2 separate regions of the Homo sapiens genome follow, and region 1 is linked to region 2. Evidence: chromatin loops called from intact Hi-C (ENCODE). Cell type or tissue: right lobe of liver. All regions are shown on one strand. Links, peaks and the distances in the headings refer to the core of each region. The heading gives the core; the rest is flanking DNA.

Region 1 (5,368 bases), core at 297-5,296, 200 kb after region 2:
GGAGCGCCGCGCGCGCGGATGCCGCTCTCCTTCCAGCCTGGCGCGCCGCTGCCCCCTATCGGACAAACGCTTTGACCGTTGGCTAAAGCAAGTATCAGACGTCAGCCCCTCCAGGTGGCAAGCACGCCTGGCCAAGCCTCAGTTTCCACATCTCTCAAATGGGAGCGATGGCAACACTATCTACCCTTGCACACCTCAGAGGGTGACCAGGAGCAAATGAAGGAAGCACCGCTCTTTCTTCCTGGGCCGGCCTCGCTGCTTAGGCCCCAGCAAAATCCAGGTCGCCTCCCCGAGGTCATCTTTGTCCCCCGTGTCTGAACTGGGAGCACAGTTATAAAACCAGTCATGTTGTTCTGAGAGTGGCGTCTCTCTTCCAGTAGCTTCGATAACTCCACAAATGTATTTAACATAATTTTCAAAACATTTTTTCTTATAAGCATGTATCATAATTTAGTTTTCCGGCAATTATCCATTCACTGTCTAAATCCCCCACCACACTGTGAGTCCTGGGGATGCAGGGACCTCCCTGTCACTGTCATTGTTGTGTCTCCAGAATCTGCCTAGCACAGTGCCTCCCACACAGTAGGTGCTCAATAAATTGCTGTTGGAAAAATACATGGATGAAGCCTAGGAGCTGGAGGCTAGGCAGAAACAGAAAGGACAAAGTCAGATACGGGGGGAAATCCTATTTCCAGAATGGTATCTCAAGTGACTATTAAAAATGCGGCGCCGGGCGCGGTGGCTCACGCCTGTAATCCCAGCACTTTGGGAAGCCGAGGCGGGCGGATCACGAGGTCAGGAGATCGAGACCATCCTGGCTAACATGGTGAAACCCCGTCTCTACTAAAAATACAAAAAAAATTAGCCGGGCGTGGTGGCGGGCGCCTGTAGTCCCAGCTACTCGGGAGGCTGACTGCAGGAGAATGGTGTGAACCTGGGAGGCGGAGCTTGCAGTGAGCCGAGATCGCGCCCCTGGACTCCAGCCTGGGCTACAGAGCGAGACTCCGTCTCAAAAAAAATAAAAATATAAATATAAATAAATAAATAAATAAATAAATAAATAAATAAATAAATAAAAATTAAAATGAGGCCAAAGGCCGGGTGCAGTGGCTCATTCCTGTAATCCTAGCACTTTGGGAGGCCGAGGTAGGTGAATCACTTGAGGCCAGGAGTTCCAGACCAGTGGGGCCAACATGGTAAAACCCTGTCTCTACTAAAAATAGAAAAAAATTAACTGGGCGTGGTGGTGTGCACCTGTAATCCCAGCTACTGAGGAGACTGAGGCATAAGACTCTCTTAACCCTGGGAGGCAGAGGTTGCAGTGAGCCGAGATTGCACCACTGTCCTACCTGGTGACAGAGTGAGACTCTGTGTCAAAAAATAAAAATAAAAAAGGCCAGGCACAGTGACTCACGCCTGTAATACCAGCACTGGAGGAAGCCAAGGTAGGAGGATCACTTAGGCCCAGGAGTTCAAGACCAGCCTGGGCAACAAGATGAAACCACGGCTCTGCAAAAAATACAAAAATTAGCCAGGCACTGTGGCGTATGTCTATAGTTTCAGCTATTTGGGAGGCTGAGGTGGGAGGATTGCTTGAGCCCAGCAGGTGGAAGCCGCAGGGAACCATGATCACACCACCGCATTCCAGCCTGAGCAACAGAGTGAGATCCTGTCTCTAAATAATAATAATAATTAATAAAATAAAATAAAATAAAAATGAAAGGCCAGGCACAGTGGTGAGTGCCTATAATCCCAGCTACTCAGGAGACTGAGGTTGGAGGATCACTTGAGCCCAGGTGTTCTAATCCAGCTTGGGCAATGTAGGGAGACACCATCTCTATTTTAAAAAGAAAAGAAAGAAAAGGTGGGGATGATGAAAAAGGTTTTTAAATAGAAAGCGGTGGTGGTTGCACAACATTGTGAATGCACCAAATGCCACTGAATTGTAGGCTATAAAATGATTAATTATATGTTATATGCATTTCACCTCAATAAAAAAAATGAAAGGGCAGAATTGTAATATAATCATTATGATCATTCCTGCTTTAGACACTGCAAATACTTGATGAAGTCAACATAAAGAGAATAACTTTTATAGAGTGTTCTACAGTTGACATAAATGTTTTCATATAAATGATTTCATTTGTCCCTCCCAACAAGCCCATTAATTTGCAGACGAGGAAAACAGGATTGCAGATCAGTGGCTTCCTTCCAACAGGTAGGGCACACTCCCCCTCGGGGGCTCTGCCCTTGAGGCTCCCCGCTATGAAAAGACTTCCTCCAAACCACAGCTTCCCCCTCCCCTCTTGCTGGGCTCTGCTTCAAGGGTCACCAGAAGGGCCTTCCTCAAAGAGCGGCCCTCCTCCCCATCGTCATTCTCTCTCCCTTACCCTGCTTGAGTTTTTCTTTAAAATTCTTAGGACATATTATATTGACATTATTTCTTTTTGTCTCCTTCCACAACAATGTAAGCACCAAGAGAACAGTGCTATTTGTCAGTTTTGTTCTCTGTTATAATCCTGACATCTGGAATGGTACCTGACAAATAATAGGTGCTTAATAAATATTGTTAAATGAATGCATTTGTTAAAGGAATAATAACTTTACCATGAACTTGGCCAGATCTTTTGAGGATCCAAGGCTTTTTAGGTCACACCACAAAAACAAAATTACAATATGATGGAGATAAAATACCAGTTGTGAGAGGCCTGTAACAAAGCGCTACCCAGTTCACTGATTATTACCTGCGTGTGCTCCACTTATCCCCCAGGGAGGCACCTGTCTGTTGTATCCCTGGCTCCCAGCATGGTGCTGGACACCTAGTATTAGGCACTGATCTGCATCAGTAAGAAACAATGGATTCTGAGCAACACAAACAAGAACAGAACTGGCTACAGTGCACATCCCGGTCCCACCCTAAGTGTGCATATGGCAGGGAACGGGGAGTCTCTGAGGACCAGAGGAAGGAGGACACGCAGGACAGGGGCCAGAGTCCAGGGAGCAGCAGAGCATGGCCTTCTGAGCCCCACGTGATTTGTGTAGAAATAGCTCCCGAGACCAAGCTGATCTGCCATGTAAACCTCGCACGATTACTTCCTGTTCCCAGGGGAGAACTTGCAGGGCTAGCCTCTCGTGAGTGGGGTCAGCATGGTCTGACAGGATGGATGACCCCTGTGCTATGGACAGTGAGCCTCTGAGGGGCAGGGGCCACTCCATAATACTGTCCAGTGGCCTCTGAGAAATTCCTGGCCAGCACTGGCCGCCTTCCTCCAGTTCCTGAGCCAGGCAGCCAGGTGTGATGGAAAGTTGTCAGGTGTAACTCAAAGAACATAGATTAAGAGTCTAGAGGCCGAGCGCAGTGGCTCACACCTGTAACCCCAGCACTTTGGGAGGCCAAGGCAGGTGGATCACCTGAGGTCAGGAGTTTGAGACAAGCCTGGACAACATGGTGAAACCCCATCTCTACTAAAAATACAAAAATTAGCCGGGCATGGTGGCAGACACCTGTATTCCCAGCTACTTGGGAGGCTGAGGCAGGAGAATTGCTTGAACCCGGGAGGTGGAGGTTGCAGTGAGCTGAGATCAAGCCACTGCATTCCAGCCTGGGTGACAGAGCGAGACTCTGGCTAAAAAAAAAAAAAAAAAAAAAGCAAGAAAAGAAAAGAAAAAGAGTCGACTCCTGCACTTTGCTGGCAGCTCTGCTTCCTGCACCTGTTTGAACCTGTATCTCTAAGGGCAGTATACAGATTGCAAACAAAAACTCACACAAGCATGAAATGTGGTCATTTGCCCAACCTGACCATGGGCACGGAGAATTATTGTTATACTTTAAATGGAACATAATATTTAATACAGATAAATACCTGTTTGCCAGTGTGGACCTCACATTTGAACGTTATGGTACAGAAACATGTTTTCACCCTTTAATCATAAAAGTTTATTAAAATGTTCTTTTTTTTTTTGAGACCGAATTTCACTCTTGTCACCCAGGCTGGAGCACAAAGGTGCAATCTTGGCTCACTGCAACCTCCGCTTCCTGGGTTCAAGTGATTCTCCTGCCTTGGCCTCCTAAGTAGCTGGAATTACAGGCACCCGCCACCATGCCTGGCTAAGTTTTGTATTTTTAATAGAGATGGGGTTTCACCATGTTGGCCAGGCTGGTCTTGAAAAAATGTTCTGAAAGTGAAGTTTGTTTCTTTCCTTCTTTCCTTCCTTTCTTCCTTCCTTCCTTTTTTCCTTTTTTTTTTTTTCATGGTCTCGCTCTGTCACCCAGGCTGGAGCATAGTAGCACAATCTCGGCTCACTGCAACCTCCACCTCCCGGGCTCAAGTGATCCTCCCACACCAGCTTCCCGAGTAGCTGGGACTACAGGCGTGGTTCACCAGGACCCTCTAATTTTTGTATATTTTGCAGAGACGCGGTTTTGCCATTTACCTAGGCTGCTCTCAAACTCCTGGACTCGAGCAATCTGCACACCTCGGTGTCCTAAAGTGCTGGGATTATAGGTGTGAGCCACTGCACCCAGACTCTGAAACTGAATTTCTATAGAAAACTCCAAGCTTTGTAAACTGTGGTCCACACCCCCATAAACATGCACAGGTGCGCGCGTGTGCACACACACACACACACACACACAATCTTCCCCCACAGCTTCCTTATCATATGTCCAAAGTACGCAGCTCAAAATTCAAACAAATTATTTATTACAAAACAAATTTTAAAAAATCACAACGTGATTCGCATACTGGCAATAGGCTGTTACTTGCCATTTGCCAGGGTATGATTTGTATTTTGTTTTAATTTATGCTGGTTTCAGGAACTATGGCCATTTGCCTTTTTCCTGCACTACCCGTGCGCCTCCTGTGGGCACTCAGCATGGGGGGGCATGTAGTTTTTCTCACTTCCCGCAGCACGTTTTTATCTTATATTGCCTACAATTCAGAAAAGGTATTTAGCCATCAGTGGAGGCCTGGGCTTGGCGTGCATTCAATGCACAAACACAGCCTGGCTTCAAAGCCAAGCTGAGTGGCACACCTCGTGACAGAACAGCAGAAAGGCAGACCCAGGTGCCTGCGGAGGTGGCAGGGACCCCAGGCAGGCCAGTGGGGCCTGGCCAACAGGGGGGCACAGGCCCCAGCTGAAGGAAACAGAGAGAGGCAACTCCAGTTCCTATATGGGCCCAGTGTGGCCAGATCTTCTCATTTTCCAAGAAAAGCCAGAAACTCACTCTTTAATGTGAATCTCTGCATTTTAAAAAGGTACCAATTAATTCTAAACATGGTCTTAAAATATTCTTTGGGGCAAACATAACACATCTATGGCCGATGTGGCATCAGAGCCACCTAACTGTGAGCTCTCCGGAGCAGAA
Region 2 (5,368 bases), core at 146-5,145:
GCATAGCGTGGCACGCCCAAGGCAGCATGCACGATGTAGCCACGTGCAGTTAACTCAGTCTCAGCTGGGGATGGATGAATCCCGGGAGTAATGGCACCCTGAGCTCTCAGCCCTCAATGTCCAGAGCAGGCAAAGATTGGGAAGGAGAGAGCAATACAATGGTCGCTGGAGCAGGTGCTGCCGGGCCGCGTCGTCGCAAAGTTATAGGTGTTCACATCTTCAGAGGACAAGGGTCTGGCATGGGCACAGTCCCAGAGCTGGGCCTTTAGGGCAAGATCCATCTTCCCCACTGCCCCACTGGAAGGTGAGGCAAGACGGGCACGCCCTGACTAGGCTGTCCCTGCAGGACGCGGGGAGTGCTGGAGAACATCTTCGGCGTGGGCCTGAGCAGCCTTGTGGCCTTCCTGGGCTACCTGCTGCTGCTCAAGGGCTTCTTCACTGACATCTGGGTCTTCCAGTTCTGCCTGGTCATCGCCTCCTGCCAGTACTCCTTGCTGAAGGTCAGGCCGGGCTCTCTGTGTTTCCTTCCCCACCCGACTTTTCCCAAGATTGCCCTTCCCACAACTCCAGTTTTAAGGAGTATAAGCTGAAAGGTAGATAATTTGTCTAAGGTTCCCTAGAGCTGGCCAGCTCTTTTACAAGCAAGAAAACTGAGGCTCAGGACAGTTCGGGGGCCTGACCTGGTCACTCATAACTGCCTAGTGGTGGAGCTGAACAGGTCTGGGGCCTCTGACCATCCCGTGGGCATCGGCTCTAGTTGCCAACGTAGCCCTGTCTCTTCCAGAGCGTGCAGCCTGATGCGGCGTCCCCCATGCACGTGAGTACCCATGGAGCAGCGCCTCTGGCCAGGAGGCCCCGGGAGGGGCTGAGACCAGGTGGGGAGGAGGGTAGGGTATGGAGGGCTGGGGCTCCCTCACCACCCCCATCACCCCCACCTGGCCAGGCTCTCCAGCTTGGACCCAGGGCCAGGCCTGGGGCCCTTGAGTGTGTGCATGTGTCAGAGGTGTGGCCAGTCGGGGAGACCCAGCTCCTCATGGGCTGACCCCTCAGGGCCACAACTGGGTGATCGCGTACAGCCGTCCTGTCTACTTCTGCATCTGCTGTCTGCTCATCTGGCTGCTGGACGCCCTGGGCTCAGCTCAGCCCTTCCCACCTGTCTCCCTCTACGGCCTCACGCTCTTCTCTGCCTCCTTCTTCTTCTGTGCCCGAGACGTGGCCACTGGTGAGGCTGGGGCAGGGATGAGGTGGCCCAGGAGAGTGAGTCCCCGAGGGTGGGCCGCGGAAAGCCAGCAGGCTGACCAGGCCTTCGTGTCCCCTCCCTGCCAGTGTTCACCCTGTGCTTCCCCTTCGTCTTCCTCCTGGGCCTCCTGCCCCAGGTCAACACCTGCCTCATGTACCTGCTGGAGCAAATAGATATGCACGGCTTCGGGGGCACAGGTATGATGCCCACAGGTGGCTCAGGGATGGGGCCCGTGTGGAGGCCCAGGAGGGCCCTCGGATTGGGTCCTTGGCTCCACCCTTGCGGAACCTTCTCCTGCGTCTGTACTGCAGACTCAAGGTTTCTGCCTTCTCCCCTCTCCTTCCCTCCCCAGGCAAGTGGTTTATATCTGAGAATCTTGGAAGCTCTAAAGGCCGCTTGGGGCTTGGGGCAGCAGAGAACAATGGGCTGGGGGTGCCTTTCCAGGGAGGCCAGCCTCTGGGAGTTGAGGGGAAGCGCGGCTAGGGTTGAGGTGGGGTACCTGCAAGTGAGAGCTGGGCTGTACTTCTCCCTTCCACACAGCTGCCACCAGCCCGCTCACGGCAGTCTTCAGCCTCTCCCGCAGCCTGCTGGCTGCTGCCCTGCTCTACGGTTTCTGCCTTGGGGCCATCAAGGTAGGGGTGGCTTGCGAGGTGGGGGCATGCTGCAGTGCGTAAGGGTGGTTGGGGCGGGGCTGTGAACTGGGCTCAGCAGTGGCTTCTCACACGGGGGCAGCCCGGGCCCCATGCTTACCTCACCTCCCCTGACCAGCATGGATTCTCTCCGCAGACTCCGTGGCCAGAGCAGCACGTCCCTGTCCTCTTCTCAGTCTTCTGTGGCCTCCTGGTGGCACTGTCCTACCACCTGAGCCGGCAGAGCAGCGACCCCACCGTGCTCTGGTGGGTGTGCTCCGGGTCGTGTGTTTGTGTCTGCCCAGTAGGGGTTTGTGGTCTGTGCATGTGCCCGTGACTGGGGCCGGGGGGAAGGAGGGGCGGCCTCCTCCTGACTCTTCCTCACCCCCAGGTCTCTGATCCGGAGCAAGCTGTTCCCTGAGCTGGAGGAGCGCAGCTTGGAGACAGCCCGGGCCGAGCCCCCGGACCCCTTGCCGGACAAGATGCGCCAGTCGGTGGTGAGGGGGCGGGGGGTGGGGGTCTGTGGGGAGGTGGTGACAGGTCCTGGGGTTCCTGGGAGGGGCATGTCCAGCTTGGGCTGCTGGGCAGCTGAGTGTCTCTCCTGGCCGGGCAGCTGAATGTCTCTCCTGGCCCTGCAGCGTGAGGTCTTGCACTCCGACCTGGTGATGTGTGTGGTGATCGCCGTGCTCACCTTCGCCATCAGCGCCAGCACCGTCTTTATTGCCCTGAAGGTTTGTGTGGCATGGGCCGCTGCTGCCTCTCGCTGTCTTGGCGGGAGCCTGCTCAATCTGAGTGCCGTGGGCAGCCCCTCCCCGGCCTGTGCCAGGTGGCCCTCTGTGGTCCCTTGGCCTGCTCCCATCAGCTGAGTCTCTGGCCTCTCCCTCCTGCAGTCGGTGCTGGGTTTCGTGTTGTACGCACTGGCTGGGGCCGTGGGCTTCTTCACACATTACCTGCTGCCACAACTCCGCAAACAGCTGCCCTGGTTCTGCCTGTCACAGCCCGTGCTGAAGCCGCTGGAGTACAGCCAGTATGAAGTGCGCGGTGAGTGCCCACCCCTGATGGCCAGGCCTGGGCAGTGGCTCGGGCTGCAGCCTGGCTGGTGGGAGCTGTGGTCCTCTCGGCTCAGGAGTGCCAGCAGGGGGCACTCGCTGCCCACACTACCCTTTCTGCTCCCTCCCTGCCCTCTGTGTCCGTGTTGCCCGGCTGCGCTCTCCACCGACTCTTCTCCTCGTGCCCTGCTGTGCCCTTCCCTTGCCTGTGTTGCCCTGGTCCTGCCCTCCTTCCTGTCTGTGAGAAGACGGAAGAATTAGAACCCCAGGGCCCTGAAGGGATCTCTTGTCCAGAATTAAACACTGATCACCAGTGGACCAGAGCTGCCTGGAGCACATCTTCACTGGGCTGCATAATGGTTTTTAAAAAATCCTGGAGCCTCTATTTTAGCATCTCGATTTGAGATATGAAGATCCATGTTTCTTGAGTTTTTCTTAAACGACAGAAGATTTTGCTTCCCAGACTAGCATCCCTCTGTGGCTACAACCAGCCTGAACCGAGGGGTCTGCCCTTTAGAAGGGCCCAGCTCACGGGCTCACTGTGCACTCAGGCCCTAGCCAGCCTGCTGTACGTAGGTGTTTGCGATTTCATCATTGGCCTTGTTTTAACAGACAGCAGAGCAGAGCACCTGCCATAAAGCAAGCCTCGATGTGCTAAGTGCCATGTGGAGCCCTTGCCCTGCTGGGGCTCGCTGCTCCCATTTGAGCTGCCACAGATCAGCCCCTCCCCCCAGGGTCTCCGAGGAGTCAGGACCGCACAGCCTGCCCTCCTAGGGAAGGACTTCCTCAGGGAAGGCAGGCATGTGGAAGCCAGGTGCAGAGTCCTGGCCTCTCCACACAGGTGCCGCCCAGGTGATGTGGTTTGAGAAGCTGTATGCTGGCCTGCAGTGCGTAGAGAAGTACCTCATCTACCCCGCCGTGGTGCTCAACGCCCTCACGGTGGACGCCCACACAGTCGTCAGCCACCCGGACAAGTACTGCTTCTAGTGAGGACCACCCCACCCTCAACGATCCCATCATCCGCTTTCCCTTTTGATCCGTGGGGAAACTGAGGCCTAGAGAGGGAATGAATCATGTCTAAGGTTGTTTAGCAAGCTAAAGCAGGACCCCAGCTCCTGACACGCCATCCCAGGAAGTGGTTGCTTCTTCAAAGGCAAATGTGTTCCCACCACTCCCTTTGGAAGAGCAGAGACTAAGAGTCACGGGCCCAAAAGAGCAGGGACCAGCCCAGCAGAGCAGAGGCCAGGGGTTGCTCTCCGGCCAGAGTAGGCGAGGGATGGGACACCTATACCCACTGCCCCGGTCCCCTACCAAGCACCCGATGCCTGCCCCTTGCCCACAGCTGCCGGGCGCTGCTGATGACCGTGGCTGGGCTGAAGCTGCTGCGCTCAGCCTTCTGCTGCCCCCCACAGCAGTACCTGACGTTGGCCTTCACCGTCCTGCTCTTCCACTTTGACTACCCGCGCCTCTCCCAGGGCTTTCTGCTTGACTACTTCCTCATGTCCCTGCTTTGCAGCAAGGTGAGTTGGTGGCTGTGGCCCAGACCCCAGGCTGTCCAATGGGAGCAGAGCCAACTTCTGCCTGGGTGGGAAGAGAATTTCCTGAGGGCCTGTGGCCACCGCTCTGTATCAGCCCCGTGGGCCTTTGCAGCAGCCTCTCAAGGAAGGGGTTACTTCCACCCTCTACAGAGAGGAAGCAGGCTGAAGGAGGTTGAGGGACTTGCCTCAGGCTTCCAGAGAATTGGTGGTCAGCCAGGATTTGAACCCAGGCCTGTCTGACCCCACGACCACCTCCTCAGAAATGGTTAGGGTAATCAGGACCTGGCCTTATCCTCTGGACGCAGACCTCTGAGTTCCACGCTCTTTTGCCACCCTGGATCCAGAGCAGTCCGAGCTGAGTTTCAGAAGCCCCTAGTGCCTGGGTGTGTATAGGTGCTCTGCCGGCTGTGGCATTGCCACGGCTTGGGGGGCTCTTTGAACTAAGGAACCATGCTCCTACACTCTACTGGAGGCCAGCAGTGGTACCTGGAACCCCAGGCAGGCCTGAGCCTTTTTCTTCCTCACGTGGGCATTCTGTTCTTGTTTTCTGGCCTGGCCCAGGATGGCGGTCATCCACACTGCGTACCCTCTGAGGGCAGGGCCTGTGGCTGTTCTCAATTTTCAGTACTATAGTCTAGCTTCAGCCTCACCAGTGACCTAGTGGCGTGACCTGAGGAAGTCATTTATCTTCTCTGTCTTCACTGAACCTCAACTTTCCCATCTGTGAAAAGGGGCCAGCAATAGGAATAAGAAGCTCACAGGGTACTTGTGTGAACTAAATGGCCACCGCCCCCTTTGAGCTCAGGCAGGGGTTGCTAATGGCATCAGGCGCCTTGAGCCATGTCCAGAGCACAAGGGCTGGCAGTGACCTTGAGTTTGGCCCCCGTGGGCCAAGCCAGTGCGATGACCCAA

What was found. Peaks named below come from ENCODE experiments on the same cell type or tissue, not always from the same donor. Only the 100,000 strongest peaks of a DNase experiment are listed, where the experiment ranks them.
Region 1: a loop joins it to region 2, with 2.4 times the contacts of the local background. A loop is called at or near these places in 45 of 110 quality-filtered maps.

Annotation. Positions count from the first base shown.
Region 1 is chr11:65,818,336-65,823,703 of GRCh38, forward strand. All of the region lies in intron 3 of LOC124902693, which reads right to left. Among named protein-coding and RNA genes, the nearest start is that of SNX32, 13 kb to the right of the region's middle. RefSeq lists a silencer at 1-136. In right lobe of liver, for the core only: no CTCF peak of the experiment used is centred there; DNase peaks (open chromatin) are centred at 3,026 and 5,006.
Region 2 is chr11:65,623,145-65,628,512 of GRCh38, forward strand. PCNX3 (pecanex 3) reads left to right here. Exons shown (of 35, transcript NM_032223.4): 12 at 347-500; 13 at 785-817; 14 at 1,051-1,222; 15 at 1,327-1,437; 16 at 1,781-1,872; 17 at 2,027-2,136; 18 at 2,261-2,366; 19 at 2,508-2,600; 20 at 2,760-2,910; 21 at 3,760-3,904; 22 at 4,261-4,438. Among named protein-coding and RNA genes, the nearest start is that of PCNX3, 10 kb to the left of the region's middle. In right lobe of liver, for the core only: a CTCF peak has its summit at 2,997 (motif pointing right); a DNase peak (open chromatin) is centred at 3,017.